Linked DNA regions of Homo sapiens: region 1 is linked to region 2. The links are chromatin loops, found by intact Hi-C in ENCODE. Cell type or tissue: mammary epithelial cell. All regions are shown on one strand. Each heading gives the region's core, and the rest is flanking DNA. Links, peaks and the distances in the headings are about the cores only. Region 1 overlaps DNAH17 (dynein axonemal heavy chain 17). Region 2 overlaps CYTH1 (cytohesin 1).

Region 1 (8,000 bases), core at 1-8,000, 260 kb after region 2:
TGGTGATTTCAAACCCGCATTTTAGCAATATACCCAGGTGATTATAAAGTCTGAGATGCCTGACGTGGAACAGGCCTGGGGCTCTCCTAGTTGATATTTGGGAAGCTGGCACAGTATTCCAATGGGAGCTAGTGAAGGGGTGGTGTTTTAAGGAGAATTTCACAAGGAAATTCATTTTACATGTAAGTTGTGCTGAGTAAATAGTCCTGCATTAGTGCTTAGCCCACTGTGGGGTGACTGATGTTTCTTAAGAAATAAGTGTATGAATAAACAAATATTCCTCCTGTTTATACAGCCCTGCTAAAATATTTAAAGATCTGCATTCTCTGAAATTGATTAAACAGCCTGTCTTAATTTGTTTTGTGCGGCTATAACAGAATACCCAAGGCTGAGTAATCTATAAACAATAGAAATTTATTTCTCATGGTCCTGGGGTCTGGGAAGTTCCATATGAAAGTGCTGGCATCTGGCAAGGGCCTTCTTGCTGTGTCATCCCATGGTGGAAGGCTAGAGGGCGAGAGAGAGCACAAAACGGGCCAAACTCCTTGTGTAACAAACCCACTCCCTTGATCATGACATTAAGCCATTCACTCTGCTGTCACGGCCCAACTGCCTCTCAGACCCCACCTCCCAACACTGTTGCACTGAGGATTCAGTTTCCAACATATGCTTTTTGGGGAACACATTCAAACCATAGTACAGCCCCTCTGCAATTTCCTTTACACTGTGCCATAAGTATGGTTGGAAACACTAGTTTTTGTTGTTGTTGCTACTGCTGCTATTTTGAGACAATCTCACTCTGTCACCCAGGCTAGAGTGCAGTGGTGCAATCATAGTTCACTGTAGCCTTGAATTCCTGGACTCAAGCAATCCTCCCACTTCAGCCGCCTCAGTAGCTGGGACTACAGGCATGTGCCACCATGCTAGGCTAATTCTTCAGTTTTTTAATTTTTTATTTATTTATTTATTTTTTAGTAGAGACAAAGTCTCGCTCTGTTGCCCAGGCCGGTCTTGAACTCCTGGGCTCAAGTGATCCTTCTGCCTCAACCTCCCTGTAGCTGGGAATACAAGTGTACACTGCTGTGCCTAGCTAATTTTTTTTTTTTTCTGTTCTGGTTTTTTTGTTTGTTTGTTTTTTAGACGGAGTTTTCCTCTTGTTGCCCGGGCTGGGGTGCAATGGTGCAATCTCAGCCCACCACAACCTCCACCTCCCGGGTTCAAGCAGTTCCCCTACCTCAGTCTTCCGAGTAGCTGGGATTACAGGCATGCACCACCATGCCTGGCTAATTTTTGTATTTTTAGTTGAGACGGGGTTTCTCCATGTTGGTCAGGCTGGTCTCGAACTCCCGATCTTAGGTGATCCACTAGCCTCGGCCTCCCAAAGTGCTGGGATTACAGGCATGAGCCACCGCACCCGGCCCTAATTTTTTAAAATGTTTTTAAAGAAACAGGGTCTTGCTACATTGCCCAGGCTGGGCAACACTAATTGTATAAACAGGTTGGGCATCAGTGTAAGCCTGGCTTTCAATTCAAACTCAAACTTTGAACCAATGGGGTCCATATTATGAAGGTTCCTTTTACATGTGAATCTCTGAATCATAGGTTCACTATGAGATTTTCTCCTGGCTGAGAGGTCATCAGGATAAGAGTTCCTCAGTGCTCCCCCTAATTTTCCAGGGTAGAAAGCATTCTCTTTGGTCCCAAAGAACGTTTTGTTTGACCAAAAGAAAGAGTCCAGCTCAGGAAGAAACTCTCTATGGGATCTGAAAAACAGACCGTTTGGGCACTTGACTGAGGAGATGGCAGTGGCCATTGCCCCTGCTCCCAGCCACCTGCTGCCCATCTGAGACAGAGGGTGCCAGGTTAGCTGCCCAATACACCACTTCAAAATGACCCAGACCCTGCCCACAGGAGGTCCAGAGGGCCGGCATGCACAAGCGACAAGATGGCATGGAATATGACCCAGGCTTCCACTTCTGGGCACACACCCACAAGACCTGTAAACAGGTGTCCAGCATCTGTCCACATTCCTGTACATCAGCATTCACAACAGCATTAATCGCAGCAGCCAAAAGCCAGATGAGGCCGGGCACTGAGGCTCATGCCTAGTATCCCAACACTTTGGGAGGTCAAAGCAAGAGGATCACTTGAGGCGGTTTGAGACTAGCCCAGTCAATATAGCAAGACCCCATCTCCACAAAAAAATAGCTAGGTGAGGTGATGTACACCTGTAGTCCCAGTTACTTGGGAGGCTGAGATAGGCGGGTCACTTGAGCCCAAGAGTTCAAGGCTGCAGTGAGCCATGATCACAGCACTACACTCCAGCCGGGGCAACAGAGCAACACCCTGTCTCTCAAAGACAACAAGGCCGGGCACAGTGGCTCTCACCTGTAATCCTGGTACGTTGGGAGGCCAAGGTGGGCAGATCACTTGAGGCCAGTAGTTCAAGACCAGCCTGGCCAACACGGTGAAACCCTGTCTCTACAAAAAATGCAAAAATTAGCCGGGCATGGTGGCACACACCTGTAATTCCAGCTACTTGGGAGGCTGAGGCAGGAGGATTGCTTGAACCCAGGAGGTGGAAGTTGCAGTGAGCCGAGATTGCGCTACTGCGCTCCAGCCTGGGTGACAGAGTGAGACTCTGTCTCAAAAAAATAAATAATAATAAATAATAAAATAAATTTAAAAAATCAGCAAAGCTAATCAATTCACAACAGCCAAAACGACCCGCTGTCCATCAGCAGGTGAATGGAGAATGCCAGCGTGGTTATATTCAAGAATGGAGTATTACTCGGCCTTACAGAGGAAGGAGGTTCTGACACATCTACAATATGGATGAACCTCAGAAGCATCACGCTAAGTGAAAGATGCCAGATGCAAACGGGGCATGTCGTGTGCTTCCATTTATACAAAGCATCCACAACAGGGGCATCCCTAGGCAGAAGGCAGATGAGCAGCTCTCAGAGGCAAGGGGCGATGGGGAGTGGCTGCTTCAGGGGCGAGGGGGTAACAAAAAAGTCCTGGAACTAGAGAGTGCTGATGGTTGCACGATGCTGCGAATCATGTGAAATGCCACTGAATTGCACACTAAAATATGGTTACAATTGTCAATTTTTTTTTTTTTTTTTTTTTTTTTGAGACAGAGTCTCACTCTGTTGCCCAGGCTAGAGCGCAGTGGCGTAATCTCGGCTTACTGTAACCTCTGCCTCCCAGGTTCAAGTGATTCTCCTGCCTCAGCATCCCGAGTAGCTAGGACTACAGGCATGCACCACCACGCCCGGCTAATTTTTTTGTATTTTTAGTAGAAACAGGGTTTCACCATGTTGGCCAGGCTGGTCTCGAACTCCTGAGCTCAAGTGATCCACCCCCTCCTCGGCCTCCCAAAGTGCTGGGATTACAGGCGTGAGTCACTGTGCCCGGCCAAAATGGTCAATTTTATGGTATGTGTATTTCACAACTTAAAAAGCGAGACGAGGTGAAGACAAAACTTTACCCCAAACCAAAGGGGCAGGACAGGGCGCCCCCTGCAGGCCGGGAGTGTGAACTCCTCTTCGAGTCCAGCGCGCATCTTCAGGGCTGCTGACGTTTTACTGGCTGCGTTAAGTGTGTACACCTCGATGTTCCCCCAGGTCCTGTCCATGAAGAAGGAGCTGAACCCAGTGGAGCTGGATTTCCTCCTGCGGTTCCCTTTTAAGGCCGGAGTGGTCTCACCAGTGGACTTCCTCCAGCATCAAGGCTGGGGCGGGATCAAGGTTCGTCTTTAGACGTTGAACACGTTGTGCTTTCTCCCCGCCGTGGAGCCCCCTCCAGCTGATGCTGCGGATGTTTCCAAGGCCAGAATACCAGGCTCTGTGGCCCATAAATTCAGTAAAGCAAGGAGGCCCCGCACATAGGGATGGAGACCAAGATGGGCTGGCTGCCAGCTCACAGATAGCTCTGCGTTCCTATAGGGAATGTGACATGTGTTAGGTCCCTGAGACCTGCACACAGCAAGCAGAGAGTGATATCCTCTGGGGGCCAGAAGAGGCCTCAGGGCCTCTTACCATCCCTCCCTCAACCTCTCCTCCTCCCCCCAGCCTCCCCTCCTCCCCCCAGCCTCCCCTCCTCCCAGCGTAAGGGAAGTGGCAAGTGAAAAGTTTGTTCTTCAGATTCCTGGACACAGTCAGGGACCCTCGAGTCTCAAGGTCTGTTCAAAAAGACCTGAAGAAGGTCGTCCCCTGAGCTAGAATGGCCCCATTTGCAGAGACCCCTAGAGAAGCAGCCCCTAGCCCATCCCAGGCCTCATGTCCGCAGGTTAGACCCTGCCGAGGAGGCTCCCGGCGCTGTCCTGGGATGCCTGAGCTGGGCATGGACAGCTCCTGCTTTGGTGGCCAGCCTCTCGGGCTTCCTTATCCCAGAGCCCCGGTTTCCTCGGAGGGTAATGGCCTCTCCTCCTTGAATGAACTGTACAGGAAGGCTCTCGGGACCCGGGTAAGTGGGAAGAGTCACAGGGCCCGCTGCCTCTGCCCCTAGGCCCTCTCGGAGATGGATGAGTTCAAAAATCTGGACAGTGACATCGAAGGATCTGCCAAGCGCTGGAAAAAGCTGGTGGAGTCGGAAGCCCCCGAGAAGGAGATCTTCCCCAAGGAGTGGAAGAACAAGACGGCCCTGCAGAAGCTGTGCATGGTGCGCTGCCTGCGGCCAGATCGCATGACCTACGCTATCAAGTGAGTGTCCCGCCGCGCCGGGGGCCCCGCCCCCGAGGCCCAGGCCTGATGGAAGCTTGACCGAGCGGCTGTGCTAGACTCTCTGTGGACTTGAGTTGATCCCCTGAACTTTTTTCTTCTCCCCATTTTACACAGAAACGAAACAGGGCTTAGAGGGGTAAATCATTTCACACAAAGTTCTTCGAGGACAGAGGCAGGATTCCACCCCAGGCTGCGGACTCCAGTCCTGAGTTCTTGTTAATCCTTAATGTCTCAGAGTATCATTAGGGGAACCCCTTGTCCCCCGCTAACCTGACTGAGGAGGGGTGCCCTGCGATACATGATAGGAAGAAAAGACTCCCCACATGAGCCTCCTACATTGAAAGTAAGATGTCAAGTGTGGACGTGAATAAGCACTGAGGCCATACAAATGGGGTCCTTTTAAGATGTTTTGAGGGAGAAAACAATGGCAAACCCATCAGCATTCGAGGACTTTGAGTACCTCTGTGGCAAAACGTAAAGTCAATCGAGGTATATTAGTATGGCTAGTTTGCAAGAGAACTGTTCTGATTTCACCAACAATTTCTCCAGACCTGAAACCCTTCCCTGTTGGAAGGATGGGCTGTTGAAGGAAGGAGGTGACGTTTAGCACAGAAACGAGCCTGGGGTCTGTCCTCAGAGCACCTGTGGCCTGTCTGGCTTCTCCCCTTTTCATTTCTCCAAGTAGCCTGAAAGCAGCCAGGTTTCCCAAAGGACACTCATGTCCCTAATAGAATTACCCTCTGATGGCCAGGTGCAGTGGCTCACACCTGTAATCCCAGTACTTTGGGGAGGATCACTTGAGCCCAGGAGTTTGAGACCAGCCTGGGAAACATAGTGAGACCCCATCTCTACAAAAAGTCTAAAAATTAGCAGGGCGCGGTGGCGGGCTCCTATAGTCCCAGTTACTCAGAAGGCTGAGGTGGGAGAATTGGTTGAGCCCGGGAGGTGGAGGCTGCAGTGGGCCGAGATTGTGCCACTGCGCTCCAGCCTGGGTGACAGAGCGAGACCCTGCCTCAAAATAAAAATAAAAATAAAAAGAATTCCCTTCTGACAAAGCAGAGGCCTAACTCCCAGGACTGAGTTTAGTTTTGCCTTGTTTTCCTCCGATAGGAGAGGACAGGGACCGGGAGTGGTGGGGAGGAGGGGGTGGAATGAAGCCAGAAGTCACTGTGATGCAGGAGAGCAGCGAGGTCCAGGGAGAATGCCAGCTGTGTCCCAGGGTCAGAGCTGGAGGAAGCGGGGGTCAGGGTTTGGGAAAGGCCAAGGTAAAGGTCCCTCGGCCATCGCAGCGGGATCACCCTCTCCTGTGGGAGTGTGCAGCATGTTTGGGTCACAAGACCCAGTGTGCATCCGATTCCTCGTCTAGAGGATGAGGTGAGGTGACCTTCCCCATCTCCTGAGAGCTTCTGAGAATCGCCTAAGTTAGCCTGTGTGACTGCACTCTGGCCACCTAAAAGAAGGAAACAGCCACCCACTGCGGAAGCATTTGCGTGCTCTGCGGTGGCCTTGGACCATCCCAAACACCCATGAGCGCAGATCATCCCTCAGCATTGACGTGTTTCACATTTCTATGACGTGGAGCAAAGCAGATTTACTGCCCTGATTGTATAGGGAGGGGGTCGCTTAAAAGCAAGGAGATTGAAACAGACGTGACTAATAACAAAGCCAGCACTGGCCAAGGGTGTCTCGTGTCAGGCACTGTTGCAAGCACTGACAGCCGCGGGAGCACTTCCACACTCAGGTCACAGGCACTGGGAGGGCAGGCCAGGCCACCCCCACGTGCGCAACACAAACCCTGACGCACAGCATGTGCCAATTTCCATGGCGTAAGTGCTTCCTCTGTGGCCGGTTGCACTAGTTGCCGGGGTCTGCTGAAAGCTGTCACCAGCCGGCTCCAGCACTCCTTTGTCAAAGCCACCATGTCAGAGGTGGTGAGGTCTGACGAACCCAGCCTGCATGCTTCTGCATCATTAATTCATCCACAGCCGATGACCATTTGGCCTGGCCAAGTAATTAGCAAAGGTGATCTAGAGTCATTCCTGCCTAGGGGCAGGACTTCATATGTTCTGGAAGTTCCTTCCTAGACAAGGATCACAGCATCTAGGGTCTGAGGCCATTCCAGAGTTCCAAAAAGAATTGGGGGCCTTCAGGAGGAGCAACTCCTCCCCACCCTTGCCTGAGGCTGGCCCCAGTTCAGGACACCAGAGACAAGCCAGCAAAGGCCAGTGCAGGGAAAGGAATAGCAGATCCAGGTGTCCCCAGAAAGTCCCAAGGGCATGGACAGGCAATAGCCGGCTGATTGCTGGTTGAACCAGAGGAGGTGAGGTGTGCTGGGTGGCATGAGTGTGAGCAGAGCCTTCTGAAAGTCGACCCAGACTCTCAGAGCACTCGGGCGTTCACCTGCCCAGGGACGAGCAGTTCTCACCCTTCGGGATGCGGCCATTTGTCCTCCTTTCAGAGACCAGCTGGCCACTAAAATCTTACTAATTTTTTTTTTTCTGAGATGGAGTCTCGCTCTCTTGCCCAGGCTGGAGTGCAATGGCGCCATCTCACCTCACTGCAACCTCTGCCTCCTGGGTTCCAGAGATTCTCCTGCCTCAGCCTCCTAAGTGGCTGGAATTACAGGCCTGTGCCACCACACCTGGCTACTTTTTGTATTTTTAGTAGAGAGGGTTTTGTCATGTTGGTCAGGCTGGTCTCAAACTCCTAACCTCAAGTGATCTGCCCTCCTTGGCCTCCCAAAGTGCTGAGATTACAGGCATGAGCCACCACACTGGCAAGTTTACTAATCTTAGCTCAGGTGATTCATTCTTTATACATTACAGTAAGCTCAGCCCTCTGTGATCACAGAAGAAAGGCCAACACCTGATCCAAAGACCGCCAGAACATCACTCGGTCCTCCATGGGAGGATTAGCCGAGACCCCGACTGACCCCAGACTTATTGGGGTCATGTTAGAAAGAGTTGGGGGCTTTTGTAGAGAGAGGTGTTTATATCATCTGAAGTTGCTTTTTTCTTTGACTTTTTTAGGCTCACCAAAGCTTTGCTCTAATCTGAACTTCCTTCCTTCTCAGCGCCCCCACCCCCCGCAGTTGACCCTGGGTGCCTTCCAAGGCTGGCCTCTCCCTGCACCTGCTTAGGCTGCTCCAAGGAGGAGCACAGTGCGGGGCCCCTCGGGAAAGAAAGGGTGCCCGAGGCAAACAAGGCCAATCCCTCGCAGAAAGGAAAGCCCGGTAAAGACTCTGCTCTCCTGCCACAGGCCTTGTCCCGCTGA
Region 2 (16,620 bases), core at 5,642-13,641:
GCTAGGCAGAGGGGTCTGGTGCCAGCTGGATGACCTCAAAGAGACATCCTGGTCCTAAAGCATGCCTTGGACACGTTCATTTGACGGTACCCACGGGGATTTAGGACAGTGTGGTCCTGGCAGCTGCTATGTGTCTGCCAAGCAGAACCTGCTGTCAGAGAGCTGCGTTTTCCGTGGAACTTTATGGCATATCCCCGGGCATCTGCCTGTGGCCGGTGGAGCGCGGGTTGCAGGATTTTAGACTAGAGCCCGCCGTGTGCTCATGTATCGTCCTCTGGCTTGGAAAGAGGGCTCTGTCCCTTTAAGACAGTCCTCCTTTGTATGCCACTGGCTGGAACCCATTTCAGCTCTGGGTTTCTGCCGACTGTTAAAATCTGCAAAGCAACATTTAAATAAATAAATAAATGAAAGCTTCCCTTGTGTGGCTTTCCTATTCACAGCCAAGCACAATAGCGCCTTGTTGTTTTTGTCACTTTAATCCTCTTCATTAAATTGGAACCCTGGAAAGGAATGGTGATGGGGCTGATGCTGGACCGTCCCCCTGACTGCCAGCCGGACACCTTGCAGATTAACCTTTGTGGGCATGGATTCCGGGTGCCCCTCTGGCAATGGGCGAGGAGGGCGAGCGACCGGGTGGTGTGTCAGGGCGGCTCCCCCTCTGGTTTGTCTCCATTGTGCTCAGGCTGCCGGCAGGGACAACCTGCTGCCCTCCCCAGTGGCCATTCTTTTAAAGAGCAAGGGGTTCAGCCGCCTCCCTGGCACACCGCCTCCCTGGCACATAAGCATGGCTGCAGCACGTGGCAGTGGGGGAGGGAGGAGCTGTTTGTTGTGCTGCCATCTGGCCCATCTGAGCCGTTCTTTTGCAGTTTAACCCTAATGGCTACACAGGAGAGAAGCGGCATGAATAGACGGGTTTCCCAGGGTGCGGACGGTGCTTTCCCAGAAACTCCCGGGCTGTGAGGTAGACATGGGTATTTCTGACCACCACCTTTCTTGTTCCAGCTGTGGCCTTCGCAGTGTCCTGAAGACACTAGCCAAGACTGTAGGAATCAATCACACCTCAGCTCTCCAGCAATAGTGTTGATTCTTCATGCTGCTAAATGAAATTAAGCATTTTGTTTTTGGATGTTTTTTCTGTCCGGGGCAGCATGAGAATGAAGGCTTGAATTAAAGATTTGATGTTGCATTGTTAAGTTTATGCAGAGGAAAATACTTATTAAAATATTAGATTTTGCCTCATCTCAGAATAAAATTCCACTAGAAAAATGAGGTGTAGTTCAGCTTTTTAAAATAAAGTTCTTGAATGATTGGTTGAGCCAGAAGGGGAGCAGCATTATGATTTAAAGTTAGTAAGTATGGAATGGAGAAGTAATTTAGCAGTCATGTGGCAAATGTCAGGAGATTGGATCAAAATAAATGTAGATAAATGTCTTATTTATTCTAGCTACAAATTGGCCAGAAGCGTTTTCTGTCTGACTCCAAGGACACAGAAGGGCTATCTTTTCTAGTGACCATAGTTGTACATTTTTAGTCTTTTGTTTTCAAATTGTCATAGTACATATATATATGTATTTTAAAGCAAGTATTCAGGGGCTTATATGTCCTGTCTCTCTATTCCCAGACCCACTCCCCAAAGCAGCCACTATTAATTCACTTTTTTCTGCTTTTAGGTCTTCTAGTGGGTGCTGCCAAGTTCTTAAATTGGTGATTATTTTGTCAAGATCAAAGGTTATCTCCTGCCTTCTGCCTATGATGGATGAGGATGCAGCTCACACCATTCTCTTCCTTCCTTCTCTCACTGTCCATTTTTGGTAGTTGATCACAATTTTCAGTTCCTGGATTTTTACCTTTGGCATATTTACAGCGTGGGTTTCTTGTTCATGATCCTTATCCATGCCTCTGGTCTCTAGTGTTGTAGGAGGAAGCTGTGGGGACCATTTGGGACCCTGCTGCCCTCTCCACTTTGCTTCCCTCAAACTTTGGTCAGCTCTTCCTTCACCTTGGTAACAGATAGCTTTGCTTCTCCAGCCTGGGTTGGTCTTTCATGCTTTGTCTACAGGGTGATTCTGTAAGTTAACTACCAGCGACCAGCACCATGACAGGAATGTAGATACCACTCACCGTAGAGCCAGGTGCCCACTCAAAGGGAGCTGTTCCTGGCGTCCCTGATGGCCCAGAGGACACCACTCGGGGGGCATGTTTCATTTCTTCTGTGATTTCCTGTAGTTGAGTTTTTCCTGTTGCCCAGTCCTTTTTATTCTCTTGAGAGGAAACCGAATGATGCCTGTTGGTATCACACAGTTTTCTCAGCTGCTTTCTCCTTCATTCTCTGGTTTCGAGTCTGATTTCATTCTTTCTGATGGCATTCCTCTGGCAGCCCTTTGGCTTCCTGCTCTGACCCGGTCTGGTGGCTGTTGGCCATCACAGTTGATGGCGCTTGCTGTCCTCAGGCTCCTGAGTCAGTCCCGTTCCTTGATCCACATCTTGCTCCTGAAGTAGCTTCTTCAGAAGGGGTGCACAGAAGACAAACTTTCTGATCCTTATGTATCTGAAATGAGTCTGTTTTACCCTCCTACTTGACTGAGAATTTGGGGTTCAGATAATTTTCATTTAGAATTTTGAAAGTTCCACTGCGCTATCTTTAGTGTGCGGGCTCTTATACTGACACCAGCGAGATCTTCCCTCGTGGGTGGTCTGATTAATCACTCTCCTTAACCTCTGTGGAGGTTTTAGGATCGTCTTTATTCCTGGAACTTCTGAATTTTTCCTATGAGAATTTCTCTGTGGGATTTAAAAATATTTTTATTCAACCGAGTTTATTTTTTTGCTTATATTTCCAGGTTTGCTTATATTTTCAAACCTCTTTGTTCTACAGGAATGCCCCAACTTTATCTTTTAATCCTTCGTTGACTTTTTTGATGTGGGGGACAAAAGTATGTTTAATTTGCAAGGCCGTATTCTTTTTCTGTAATTGTCCCTTTTCCAGAGTTTTCTGTTCTTTTAAAGGTTTTTTTTTTCTTTCTTTTTTCCCCCTAATTATCTCTGTTTGCTCTAGGGTGAGTTTTCTGTTCCCTGTCTTGTCCTTTCTCACTCCTGGCATAGGTGTGGTTATCTCTGTAAGTGTAAGAGTGAAGCAGTAGACATGTTAAGCGGAAGCTCTGTGCATGGCTGGGCCTTGTGGGCAGGGAGGCTTGGCTTCAGGGCGAGTGAGCCAGAGCCTGCTTGGGGTAGGGTTCTCTTAGGTGTCCGCTGTCTACATATGGAGGCTTTACCCTGGACACCAGCTCCACACTTGTCTGCTCATGAGAAAGTTGGCTTCGTTCATGTGTGTGTGTTTGTGTGTGTGTGTGAAATCCTTAGTGTGCTAGGCCCTGTGCTGAGTACCACAAACACAACAGTGTACAAGGCATACGGTGTCCCTGCCTTTGTGGAGTTTTTATTCTAGAAGATATTAGCACTTAGCACTGTTTCTTTCCTTTCTCTGTTCTGGAAATTTGTTGAAATCTCTTCTGATGGCCCTTCTCTGTGTACTCTTTGATATTGTAGGTTTATGGATGTTTTTGTTCCTTTACTATTTTTTTTAAATTTTTAAATTTTTTTGAGATGGAGGCCTGCTCTGTTGCCCAGGCTGGAGTGCAACGTTGCCATCTTGGCTCACTGCAACCTCCACCTCTGGGGTTCAAGCGATTCTCTTGTCTCAGCCTCCCAAGTAGCTGGGATTACAGGTGTGCACCGCTACGCCCAGCTAATTTTTGTATTTTTAGTAGAGACGGGGTTTCACCTTGTTGGTCAAACGGGTCTTGAACTCCTGGCCTCACGTGATCCACCCTTCTCAGCCTCCCAAAGTGCTAGGATTACAGGCGTGGACCACCGCGCCTGGCCTATTCCTTTACTATTTAAAAAATAATATCTTGGAAGATAGAGGACTAGAAGGGCATTTTGAATTTATAATACAGAAGCTAGATTGTGTCCATCCAGAAAAATTGTCATGTGTGAATATTAAACCCAGAATGGTTGAGTGCTCAGATTCTGAAAAGAAAGCAACGATTTAGAGTTTCCAGTTTAGAATGATACAAGTTGGCTTCTCAGGGTATATAGCAGTCTTGAGATAGGGATTTCTTTTATACGATTGCTCTGTTTTTCATCAGCTTCATTATATGGACCTTGGATTTAGTCTTGCTTCTGCTGGGTAGATTGTGTCCATCCAGAAAAATTGTCATGTGTGAATATTAAACCCAGAATGGTTGAGTGCTCAGATTCTGAAAAGAAAGCAACGATTTAGAGTTTCCAGTTTAGAATGATACAAGTTGGCTTCTCAGGGTATATAGCAGTCTTGAGATAGGAATTTCTTTTATACGATTGCTCTGTTTTTCATCAGCTTCATTATATGGACCTTGGATTTAGTCTTGCTTCTGCTGGGTAGAGATACATTGATGATCTGATTAAGCCAGTTCTGTAGCTTCAAAATCAAATCCCAATTATTGAGCCTCTTGCGGAGCAGCTGTTTTTAAAAAATGAATGTTGCCTTAATTTCAAAACCATGTTATATTGGAATGAATATGTATCTTCTAGAACCTGAAGAAATTAATTTCTTAAAGGGGTCTTCTACTTGGACTAGAAATTTTTCTGGGCTGTGAAGCACAGAAAAATCAGAGTGAACTGCTTTAAACATGCGTTTCTGTAGAACGGTGTACGCATCAGTAGAGTTGATGTTGTTTTTCAAAACGGCTTTTGCTTTAACCAGAGCTCACTTATTTGTCTGACTTTTTCCTGAAGCAGCCATTTTAATATATATATATATATTTTTTAATGTTGGGAGAACTGTTCAGCCTGGGAAGAAACATTTGGGGTGGTGGGTTTGGCGGGGGTGCAGGGTTAGAATCCACATAATGCTGATGGATTGCTGAGCTGGAGTCCTGGGTCTTGACACAGGAATGGGACTGGAGAGCAGGTGTGTAGGTGAACTTATTTAAGGCTCCGTCCTCCAATACACACACCTGAGTGATCACCCTTGAGTTCTCAGGGACGCAGTTTAAGGCCCACTCTTGTGAAGGTGACCTGGGTTGGATTTAGTTGGTCTGTTGGGATCTTTAGAGTGGCTGTCTCTTCCAGCCTCTAAAGGAAGAGTGTTTTTCAAACCACAGGACTCAGTATATTAGGTAATTATACGATTACCTAATTGATTATGAAATAATTATTTTTTATTTTTTATATTATTATTATTATTATTTTTGAGACAGAGTTGTGCTCTTGTTGCCTAGGCTGGAGTGCAGTGGCACGATCTCAGCCCACTGCAACCTTCACCTCCCAACTTCAAGCGATTCTTCTGCCTCAGCCTCCTGAGTAGCTGGGATTACAGGCACCTGCCACCATGCCTGGCTAATTTTTTTTGTATTTTTAGTAGAGACGGGGTTTCACCATGTTGGCCAGGCTGGTCTTGAACTCCTGACTTCAGGTGATCTACTCACCTCGGCCTCCCAAAGTGCTGAGATTACAGGTGTGAGCCACCGCATGCAGCCATAAAATCAGTTTACTGGACTAAACCACTGTTAAGAAAGCTCACAGTGAAATAACAGACATGGTGAGATATTATTTTTGATACTTTTATGTATGGTGGAGATTGGGTCATGATGTAAAATGCATTTCTTTTCTTTTTCTGTTTCTTTCTCTTTTTCTTTCTCTTTCTCTCTCTCTTTCTCTCTCTCCTACCTCCCTCCCTCCCTCCCTCCCTCCCTTCCTTCCTCCTTCCCTTCCTTCCTCCCTCCCTTCCTTCCTCCCTTCCTTCCTTCCTTCTTTCCTTCTTTCCTTCTTTCTTTCTTGTCTGGCTCTGTTGCCCAGGCTGGAGTGCAGTGGTGCGATCTTGGCTCACTGCAACCTCTGCACCCCAGGCTCAAGCAATCCTTCTACGTCAGCCCCCCGAGTAGCTGGAACTACAGGCATGTGCCACCATGCCCAGCTAATTTTTGTATTTTTTTTAGTAGAGACAGGGTTTCACCATGTTGTCCATGCTGGTCCCAATGGGCTCAAGCAGTCTGCCTGGTTTGGCCTCCCAAAGTGCTGGGATTACAGGCGTGAGCTACAAGGCCTGGACTAAAATGCTTTTCTTATTTTGGATTTTGAGATGTTTAAAAAACACTTTTTTAGAGAAGGTTGGGGAAAACCTAGGTTAAAAAAAAAAAAAAAGGAAAAGTCGGCTTTTCTAATGTAGCTAATTAACCCACTGTACACTTCACTGTAGTCTATTGTTTCTACCCTCTTGTGATTTTTATGAAATATTTGGGGAAAGTAACTGCTCTGTGAATGTAGTAGATTAAGTTTTAATGCCATGGGCAGAAGGAAAGTATGTGTATCCTAACTGTGCTCTCAAGCAGAGATGTTAATTCCAACTCTATGCTGTCTAGAAATATAATATGAGCCATAGATGCACTTTTATTTCATACTAGTTCCTTTGAGATCAATTAAAATAATACATTTCATTAAGTTATATCAATGTGCAATCAATATAAAATATTATTAAAAAGTCATTTTCCTTTGTTTTTATAGAAAGTCTGGTGTGTGTGTGTGTGTGTGTGTGTATATATATATATTATTTATTTATTTATTTATTTATTTATTTATTTATTTATTTGAGATGGAGTCTTGTACTGTCTCCCAGGCTGGAGGGCAATGGCGGGATCTCGGCTCACTGCAACCTCCACCTCCCGGGTTTACGCCATTCTCCTGCCTCAGCCTCCCGAGTAGCTGGGACTACAGGCACCTGCCACCACGCCCAGCTAATTTTTTGTATTTTTAGTAGTGACGGGGTTTCACCATGTTAGCCAGGATGGTCTCGGTCTCCTGACCTCGTGATCTGCCCGCCCCGGCCTCTCAAAGTGCTGGGATTACAGGCATGAGCCACTGTGCCCGGCCTCGGTGTATATTTTTTACCTACAGCACATCTCAAACTGGGTGGTGACATTTCAAGTGGTTAATGTCACGTGGGGCTCCTGGCCGCCATATTGTACAGTGCAGCTCAGGCTCACATAGGCACCCACTGAAGGATAGAAGGACCCTCAAACCACCCCTACCCTTGAGAGTGTGGGTGCCCTTTGCTGTGCCATGGAGGGAACAAGAGCCAACACTTCTGAGCTTCTGCTCAGCACCAGGCAGGGTTTGAGGCACTTTAATTACTCTACATCATCTTCACAGCAGCCTTATCAAGTGGGTGATGGTGGGACCACTTCATTGATGATGAAATGTGACCCAAGTGGGTTACATAACTTGTCTGAAGTGACCTAATTTGATATTTGGTAGATTGGAGCTAGGATTTGAACCTGGTTTGTTTGATTCTAATGCTTGTTCTTCTCATTTGCCCACATGGCTTCCCATAGCATGCTTGAAGGGTCATTTTAGAGGGTGTCTGTCCAAATCTCCTGTTGGTATAGGTGGGGGAGATTGAGCCATTGGAGGATGGCAGAAGTATTTTGTGGTGAGAGCTGTGATCTGGGAATTAAGTAACTTTCTTCTGATGATAAGAGCACATTGTAAAACATCGAAACAATGAAGAAAGGTATGAAGCAGAAAGAGAAAGTCCCATAGTCCCAGTTCCCAGAGTTAAGCACTGATTTTAGGTGTATATTCTAGACTTTTTTTATTTCTCAGTGCATACATAGTCTCTTTCTCCAAACCCCTCCCAGAGATGGCACAAAATTGTTCGTACACGTTGCTTTGCCTCTTGCCTCCCCTCCCCACCTCAGGGGGTCATGGACATCTTTCCATCTCGGAGACTCTGTTTTTGACCATGAGGGAGCTGAGGCCTAGAGAGATTAATTAAATGTCAGCCTGAAGTCTCCCAGCTGGAAGGGATGAAAATGGCCAGGCGCTCAGCTAATATTCATCCTTTTTCATTCATAGCCAACCTAATTTAACCTTCAGTAATCTCTTCTCTCTCGTTTTTCCTTCCAAGAGTTTCTCAGAGCTTTTCTGTGTGATTTAAGGGCCTTCCTTTCTTAGAAATCTGATAAGAATTGGAGCCATAACTATTTCTATCACTCAGTCATTTCTGAAACTGACTTCTAGTTTCTTTCTTGATATCTTTCTCCTTTTGTGGCCTCTGGATCTTCCTTGATTTTTGGCGAGATAAAAGCTTTCTTGTAACATTGCCCTCCATTTTTGTAGTTCCCAGTGACCTGACAGCAGAGGAGCGTCAAGAACTGGAGAACATCCGACGGAGAAAACAGGAGCTGCTGGCTGACATTCAGGTAGGAGAGTGGCATGGTGGTTTCACCAACGTAAGAACCACAGTGACAGTTCCATTTGTATGAAAGGGTGTCCTTTGCAGAGTGTCTCCTCAAGACACTTTTGACCTGCCCTCACTACAGCTCTGCACAAAGCGTAGGTGTTGATAATCAGTCACCTTTCCTCTACAGCTGAGGAGATGCAGTGTCAGAGAGGTTGAGTGGCTTGTCCAGGTTCACCCAGTTGGTCGGTTGTCGGAGCTGGAGATAGCCTGCAAGACTCCTGTCTCCTGAGTAGTCCTCTCTGCTGTGTTTGCCCTTGCGGAGCAGAGTGGATGAGGAGAGGCAATGAGAATGTGGGCTTCAGGCGAAGCTCGGCCCACGCCCTGGCTCTGGCTCTGCCGCTTACTGGCTGAATGATTTGAGACAAGAGAGTTCCGGTTCCTTGAACTTCAGTTTCTTCATCTGTCAGATCATGAAAACACCTGCTACACAGTTGGAAGGACTTAGCATGAAAGACAGCATAATTTCTGGTCCCTATAGATGTACTTAGTGATAGCAATTTTACAATTACAATTTTTCCAAGTTCCTTTTTGTAACTATCAAGCTTGTAGGAAATAAGTCTAGAAGCCAATAGTTGGATTATTTTCGCCCTAAGACAGCAAATGTTATTCTTTCAGAATTCTTCACAAGACATTAGGAGTGGGGTTAAGGAGGGAATCCTGTTGCCCAAAGTAGCAAAATGAGGAAAGACTTGACTTTCTCTGGAGTTGATTTAAGTATATTTTGATAGTTCTCCCTGATCCTTTGATTTCTGCTTCACTGGTAGATCGTGAGAAAGCTAAGCAGCTCTCCACTTAAGCCCCACTTCCCCGTGAGAGCCCATCCATTCTGACCAACAGTGTGCTGGAATGAGGAGGGTGGGTGCGGATGCACAGCCGATTTGATCAGACATTCCCTTTGCCAGCCGCTTGGTGGCATTGTTGCCCTGGCACAGCTACTGCAGGCTCTGCAGCCTGGGCTTTGGGTAGGAGACTTTGTCCTCTGAATTTTCTGGCATGCTTGTGTTTAGTAAGCTGCAGACTTGTTCTGAAAGATTGTGATGAGGCAGCCAGGTTTTGTTTTTCACACAGCATATATGCTTATAAACTTTCCTAGACCGTAAACTCCTTGAGGTCAGAGGCTGTATTCTTTTCTACCTTGGTGTTTTCTGGAATGCTTACTGTTTGGTAGGCACTCAATAAATATTTCTGAAACATGAATTTTCCTAATTTACTTTTTGCATTTTTGTCATATTTTGTTTCATTTTGCTTTATTTTGTTTTTGGTTGGAGGGAGTTATGTGAGATTTTAGAAGTTTTAATTTGATCTGCATCTGCCTTTCCTGCTGACTCTGGACTGTCTGTTTTATAGAGGCTGAAGGATGAGATAGCAGAAGTAGCTAATGAAATTGAAAACCTGGGATCCACAGAGGAAAGGTGAGTCTGCCCTGCTGCCAGGTGGCTTCTGTGGTTGTAATTCCTTAAAGCACCCAGGCCTTAATTATGCTTACGTGGCACATTGAAGGAAAAAGTCAGCTTTGTGTCTTTCTAATTCTAGCAAGCACATACACACCCATAATGTCTGCCTTCCATCCTTCACCGCAAGGCCTCCTGAACATAGGAGCTTCTTCCAGTGTTTAAAAAATTGAACTGGAGGCCGGGCGCGGTGGCTCACGGCTGTAATCCCAGCACTTTGGGAGGCCGAGGCAGGTGGATCACGAGGTCAAGAGATCGAGACCATCCTGGCCAACATGGTGAAACCCTGTCTCTACTCAAAATACAAAAATTAGACGGGTGTGGTGGTGCACACCTGTAGTCCCAGCTACTCGGGAGGCTGAGGCAGGAGAATTGCTTGAACCCGGGAGGTGGAGGTTGCAGTGAGCTGAGATCGCGCCACTGCACTCCAGCCTGGTGACAGAGCGAGACTCCGTCTCAAAAAAAAAAAAAAAAATTGAACTGGAGAACTTCAAAGGTCCCAGAAAGCCTTAAACTGCTCCTAAATTTTTATGTGAATTACTCCCCTCTGTTGTCCACTGTCGGTGTGCATTTTAAAGTTTCTGTTTTTCCTTTGTGTAAAGGAAAAGCTTAATGAATGCTGCTGATACGATTTCAAAGGGCTGGAGTGTCCAGTCATGTCTGAGGATAATCGTGAGCTTATTTGCACCTTCCTAATGCTTAAGGGAAGAAAATGTAGAAATGCGATGATAGTATAAAAGGACAAGGACTCTGCTTTTTTTTTTCCTTTTATTTTCATGAAATGTTAGTGACTTTGAGAGTTTAGTTTTGAATGGGGTTCCCAGACCGTTTTCTGACTGCTTAATGCAATAAATGAGCTGTTTCCAATTCACTACATGTCTGTATTTTTCTAAGCCTAAGTCTTCCTGTCTGGCTTCGTAGGACTGTTTGATTTGTTGTTTTAGACTCCTGTGGGCAGTGCCTTCAGGGTATAGTGAGGCTGAGTCCTCCACAGAAGGCAGCCAGCTCACCACGGCCAGTCTCTGTATTGTCCATTTGGTATTTTGGATTAGTTTCCCCTCTTTCCATTTTAAACACTCGTAGCTTAAATGAAACGGATACGTTGGACTTCATAAAAATTTAAAACTTCCGCTTTTGTAAAAGATAAAACTATTAAAAACTATTAAAAGAAATGAACAGGCAACAGATTAGAAGTAAATATTTGTAACAAATATATCTGAAAAAGGACTTGTATCTAGAATATATGATAGAAAGGCAGCCCAAATAAGAAAATGGGCAAAAAACTTGGACACTTTACAAAAGAAGCCATATGTGTAGTAGACACATGAAAAATGCTTAACATCATTAGTTGTAGGGGATGTAATTTAAAACCACCATGAAACGGTACTTCACATCCCCTATGATGGCTAGAATTAAAAAGACTGATGGTACCTCATGTTGGCAAGTGCTAGTGAGAATAAAATAATATAACCATTTGGGAAAGAAGTTTGGCAGTTTCATCAGCAATTCAACTCCTAGTTACTTAAGAGAAATGAAAACATGTCCATACAAAGACTTGTACAAGAATATCTATAGCATTCTTATATAAAATAACCAAAAGCTGGAAATACCCTGAATGGCTGCCAGCAGGTGACTGGATAAACAGGTCGAGGTAATAGACTATTACTCAGCAGTGTGAAGGAATGAACTGCTAGCGTGCAGCAGCACGGATGAATCTCACGAACATTGTGATGAGTGAAAGAAACTGTGGGCACCGTGTGCTTCCATGCGTGAGCATCTAGAACATGCAAACTAAGCTGTGCTAGTGTGCTAGCCGAAATCATGACAGTGCTGCCTCCGAGGTGGTTGCTGGGGCGGGGTGGGGTGGGGTTGACTAGGAAGGGCCATAGGGAACTTACAGGGATGGCAGGAATATTCTGTATTAATCTGAGTGGTGCTTCAAGGGTATATGCACTCATCAAAACAAATTGAACTGTGCACTTAAGGTGTGTGCATTTTGTTAAATGTAAATTTTACCTCGATCTTAAAAATGTAAAAAAAAATGGCTTTTTTCTGACTATAAAGGTAATACACCTTTACTGCAGAAAATTGGTAAAATACAGAAAAGTATAAAAAACAAATTTCTCATAAACACTTATCCCAGAGATAATCAGGATTCATATTTTGGTACGTTTCCTTTCTGTATATTCCGGTGTCTGCACACACATATTCAGAATTCAGTGTGCCCTTTGTTTTTCTCTTGATTAATTCTCTGTCAGTTACCATAGAACAGCAAGGAAACGCAGACACCAGGAACGTGAGTGCATCCAAAGTACTCAGCCAGTGAATTTGGGAAGACTTGTAACTCATGAACTGCATCTGAAGTTGTGAGTCAGGAAGTAGTCTTTAGGTTATTATTATTTTTTAATCTGGAACTTAAAATGGTTTTCCGGTATCGAAAGCGCCAAGACGGAAGTGATTCTGCACATCCCTGAGGATCCATCCATACGGGTACTCAGGCTCACCCTGCATTTGTTTCTCAAGCAGGCATTACATTTGCTCGGACTTTCTTATAGGAGAGAATTCATGTTTCTCATCGACGATCTGATGCATTTTGTAGGAATGATCCTAAATACTATTTAATCAAGCAGAAATAATATACTCATGTAGTACAGGATTTCACTTTCTGAAATGTATACGCGTCAGTTAACTAAGGCGATCCAGTAGCAGTAAGCTGTTTTCCTTTGGACACCTTAACTGGGGTGTCAGACCTGTGTAGGCTGGGGAAAGCCACTTAGAGAAGTAGCTGCCTAAGGCCTAGAGCTATAGGGGCTCCAAGTGGGGCAGATAGAGAAGTGAGCTGGCTAGCTAATGAAATTAGGGAGCCATCTCTGGTGTGTGTCCCAGGCAGTCATGTGGCACAGACTGTGACTGGCGGATATCTGGGAGTGTGCGTTCTGGTGGCTGCAGGAAAGCCTTTGGTGAGGACTGGACTGAGGCCCAGGAAGCTGAGCATTCCCAGGAGTTTCACCCCTTGCTTCTGTGGGCACCTCTGACGCTGCCTCACCACTTACACTGGAAACCATGAAACAGGCCTTCCTTGTGGTATTTGTTTGGAAATACTGATCAAAGTAATCTTCCTGGATTTAGAAAAAAATGATTAGACAATCATTTTAGTTAAATAGGAATTTCTAGATACCTGGTCATAACCCTTCATTCTGGCTGAAATTAAATGGTGTTTCCCCCATGACTTTGTTTCCTAAGGCAGCTGTTGACAGGGGAGCCCAGATTATCTTACACCTGGAAGTTCTGATACTACTCACAGTTTTCAGGTGTTCCTTTCAAAAGGTCAAAACAGCCTGGATGCGATGACTCATGCCTATAATACCAGCATTTTGGGAGGCCAAGGTAGGAGGATTGCTTGAGGCCAGGAGTTTAAGACCAGCCTGGGTTACATAGCAAGACTCTGTCTCTACAAAATATTTTAAAAAGTAGCCAGTTGTGGTAGTATCTGCTTGTAGTCCTAGTTACTCAGGAGGCTGAGGCCGGAGGATCACTTGAGCTCAGGAGTTAAAGGTTGCGGTGAGCCACAGTCACACCACTGTACTCCAGCCTGGGTGACAGAGCAAGACCCTGCCTGTAACAAAAACAAAAACACAAAAAACACCAACCCTCAAAACACTTAGGAATATTTTCTTCCCTCCATGGATTTAGCTAGAGAACACATGTGTTCTTTAAGGCAATAACATTTTATGATTTTATTTCCGAGCAACTTTTTTGCTCTCGGAGATTATAAAATTACTATTGATATTGATGGCAGTGGTTCTTAAATTTGGGTGCATACCAGAATTACTGCAGGAGGTTTTAAAAATTCAAATTCCTAGGTTCTGCCCCTTGTACTTCTGAGTTACTCAGCCGGTCCAGGGCCTTGCTACTCAGACTCCACACATGGGATCATGTTAAACATACAGCAGAAGCACAGGCCCCTTCTCAGACATAGAGTCAGAATCTGTTTTGTTGAGGCCCCAGGTGACGTGTATGTATAAACGAGCGGAGCGTCTTCACGTCTGATATGCTCCCAAGGCTGCTGGTTGGTGGACCAGACTTTGAGAAGCTTGGTCTGTGAATCTGCATTTTTCATTCTGATACAGTCAAGAAAACTGCCTATTATTTAGCAACTTCTTAAAAAGTTAAATACAGATGTACCGTATGACCCAGCAGTGTCCACCCCTGGGTATCTACCCAAGGAAAATGAAAACGTGTCCACACAAAGACATATATGCAAATGCTGATAGCAGCCTTCTGCATAATTGTCCCAAACTGTAAACAGCCTAAGTGTCCATCATCTGGTGAATGGATAAACAGATGTGGTTTATCCATACCATGGAAGATGACCCAGCAGCAAGAAGGCATGTAGTACTGGCCCACGCTCCAGCACCATGACCTTGACAACATTATGCTAATGAAAGAAGCCAGATCTGAAAATCCACATCTTTTATGATTCTGTTTGTATGATATGTCCAGAATAGGCAAATCTGTGGAGACAGACAATAGATTAATAGTTGCCTGGGGATGGAGGTAGAAGTAAGGATTAACTGTAAAAAGGTGTGAGGAATTCTGTAGGGGAGATGAAAATGTTCTAAAACTGGATTATGGTGATGTTGCACAACTTAGTAAGTATACTAAAAATTCAAATATGTACCTACAGTAGGAGTATTATAAGTAAATTATACCCTGATAAAGTTTTTTTTTTTTTTTTTTTTTTTTGGAGACGGAGTCTCACTCTGTCACCCGGGCTAGAGTGCAGTGGTGGATCTCCACTCACTCCAACCTCCAACTCCCAAATTCAAGTGATTCTCCTGCTTCAGCCTCCCGAGTAGCTGGGATTACAGGTGCCCACCACCATGCCTGGCTAATTTTTGTATTTTTAGTAGAGACAGGGTTTCACCATGTTGGCTGGGCTGGTCTTGAACTCCTGACCTTGTGATCCACCCACCTCGGCCTCCCAAAGTGCTGGGATTACAGGCATGAGCCACTGTGCCCGGCCTACCCTGATAAAGTTTTTTTAAAAATCATGTTAAAAAAAGAAAACTGGCTGGGTACAGTGGCTTATGCCTGTAATCCCAGCACTTTGGGAGGCTGACGCAGGCAGATCATTTGAGCCCAAGAGTTTGAGACTAGCCTGGGCAACACAGTGAGCATGGTGGCATGCGCCTGTGGTCCCAGCTACTTGGGAGGCTGAGGTGGGAGGATCACTTGAGCCCAGGAGGCAGAGGTTGCAATGAGCCGAGATAGCACCACTGCACTTCAGCCTTCAGACAGAGAGAGACCCTGTCTCAAAAAAAAATAAAGAAAACCTCTGTTCCAGGGTAGAAGGAGCAAATGAGCTTGGAGCTTGGAGCCAGGTTCAGGCTTCAGGTTTCAGTTGGCCTTTCATAGTTCCACCAGATTATGCCTGTTGCTTTCCTGGATAAATCTTTCAAAAACCTGTGTAAATCAGTGGAAATCATATTAGTCTTTCAAGCCTTTCCGATGGCCTGAAGTACTAAAATGGCTGTGATGGTTGTTTTACAGGAAAAACATGCAGAGGAACAAACAGGTAGCCATGGGCAGGAAAAAATTTAATATGGACCCTAAAAAGGTAAGTGAGAAAGAAGCGGGAAGTGGTCCATATTAGATGGGGTTTTTTTATAGTGCTCAGATAGACCCTAAAAACGTTTTTTTCCAAGCGTTACAGTTCATGTTGCCGTTTTGTAGAGCAAATGTTATGCACTAAGCCCTTGTTCCTAAACTGTGACTCCCCGGCTTTATAGGTCACTTAGCAAGTATTTATTAAATATTCCAGTGCACCCACACCCATTTCTTCCTGTGCCCTTTCCCCTTCTTTTCAACTGTTTCCCAGCAAAGCATCATTGGCGTCTTTGTTGTCTTTTTCTAGGGGATCCAGTTCTTAATAGAGAACGACCTCCTGAAGAACACTTGTGAAGACATTGCCCAGTTCTTATATAAAGGCGAAGGGCTCAACAAGACAGCCATCGGCGACTACCTAGGGGAGAGGTAAGGCCTTGGGGATTATGCGCATGCTAGGGAAGGCTGTTCAGGAACGACACAAAGAAACAAACTCCCAAATACTCTGAAGTTCTTGGAGGGGTTTTTGCCTTAAAGCATCTGTAGCCCCACTGGAGTTGAGGGGAGGCTTTTCTGGGGAATAGTGATGGGTCTTTTCTGGGGGTCATGGAGACATCTTGCTTGTTCAGCCAGTCAGCAGAGCTAGCCAGTCTTCTTGCGGACAGTGTGCACAAGTGGCTGTCTGGGCAGGAGCCACAGGACCACAGGACGCAGTGTAGGAGACATGGCCTGGCTGGAGATTCTCAGTGTTGGTGCCTGACTCCTGCTTTCTCTCCCATTTTTTGTCTTTTCTCGATAGAGATGAGTTTAATATCCAGGTTCTTCATGCATTTGTGGAGCTGCATGAGTTCACTGATCTTAATCTCGTCCAGGCACTACGGTGAGTATTCTTGAGGTGAGCCCCTTTGGAAGGAGTGGGAGGCTAGCCTTTGATCATGAGTCTGTCCTGGGGGGCATTTTATTGAAATTATATCTTTGGGTATGATTTGAATATTTTGAAGTATTTTGGAGGGAAGAAATCTATTGGTCTCTGACTGGGAATGACTGGATGGTCAAGGGGAATTCAATTCTGTTACGTTCTGGAGGCCGATTCTGTAACACTCTTCCTTGAGTCTTATATTTGAGGTTTTAGAAATTGATGAATACTTAAATTTTGAAATTTTTCAGTTTAGAAAATCCTTTAATTTCTTGCCCTGGAATAAGTAGTTATACATTTCATTTTGGAAAGAAAAAAGTAAACCTTAATTTTTTATTAAATCTGTTACCTCATGCCTTTTAAGA

What was found. Peaks named below come from ENCODE experiments on the same cell type or tissue, not always from the same donor. Only the 100,000 strongest peaks of a DNase experiment are listed, where the experiment ranks them.
Region 1: a loop joins it to region 2, with 5 times the contacts of the local background. A loop is called at or near these places in 6 of 110 quality-filtered maps.

Annotation. Positions count from the first base shown.
Region 1 is chr17:78,441,310-78,449,309 of GRCh38, reverse strand. DNAH17 (dynein axonemal heavy chain 17) reads left to right here. Exons shown (of 81, transcript NM_173628.4): 70 at 3,630-3,752; 71 at 4,513-4,706. Among named protein-coding and RNA genes, the nearest start is that of DNAH17-AS1, 40 kb to the left of the region's middle. In mammary epithelial cell, for the core only: CTCF peaks have their summits at 499 and 3,514 (motif pointing left); no DNase peak of the experiment used is centred there.
Region 2 is chr17:78,701,270-78,717,889 of GRCh38, reverse strand. It overlaps CYTH1 (cytohesin 1), which reads left to right. Exons shown (of 14, transcript NM_004762.6): 2 at 8,158-8,240; 3 at 9,629-9,693; 4 at 15,286-15,352; 5 at 15,650-15,768; 6 at 16,139-16,219. Among named protein-coding and RNA genes, the nearest start is that of CYTH1, 73 kb to the left of the region's middle. RefSeq lists an enhancer at 3,054-3,113. In mammary epithelial cell, for the core only: a CTCF peak has its summit at 9,194; DNase peaks (open chromatin) are centred at 9,219, 10,689 and 11,349; H3K27ac peaks cover 3,732 bases.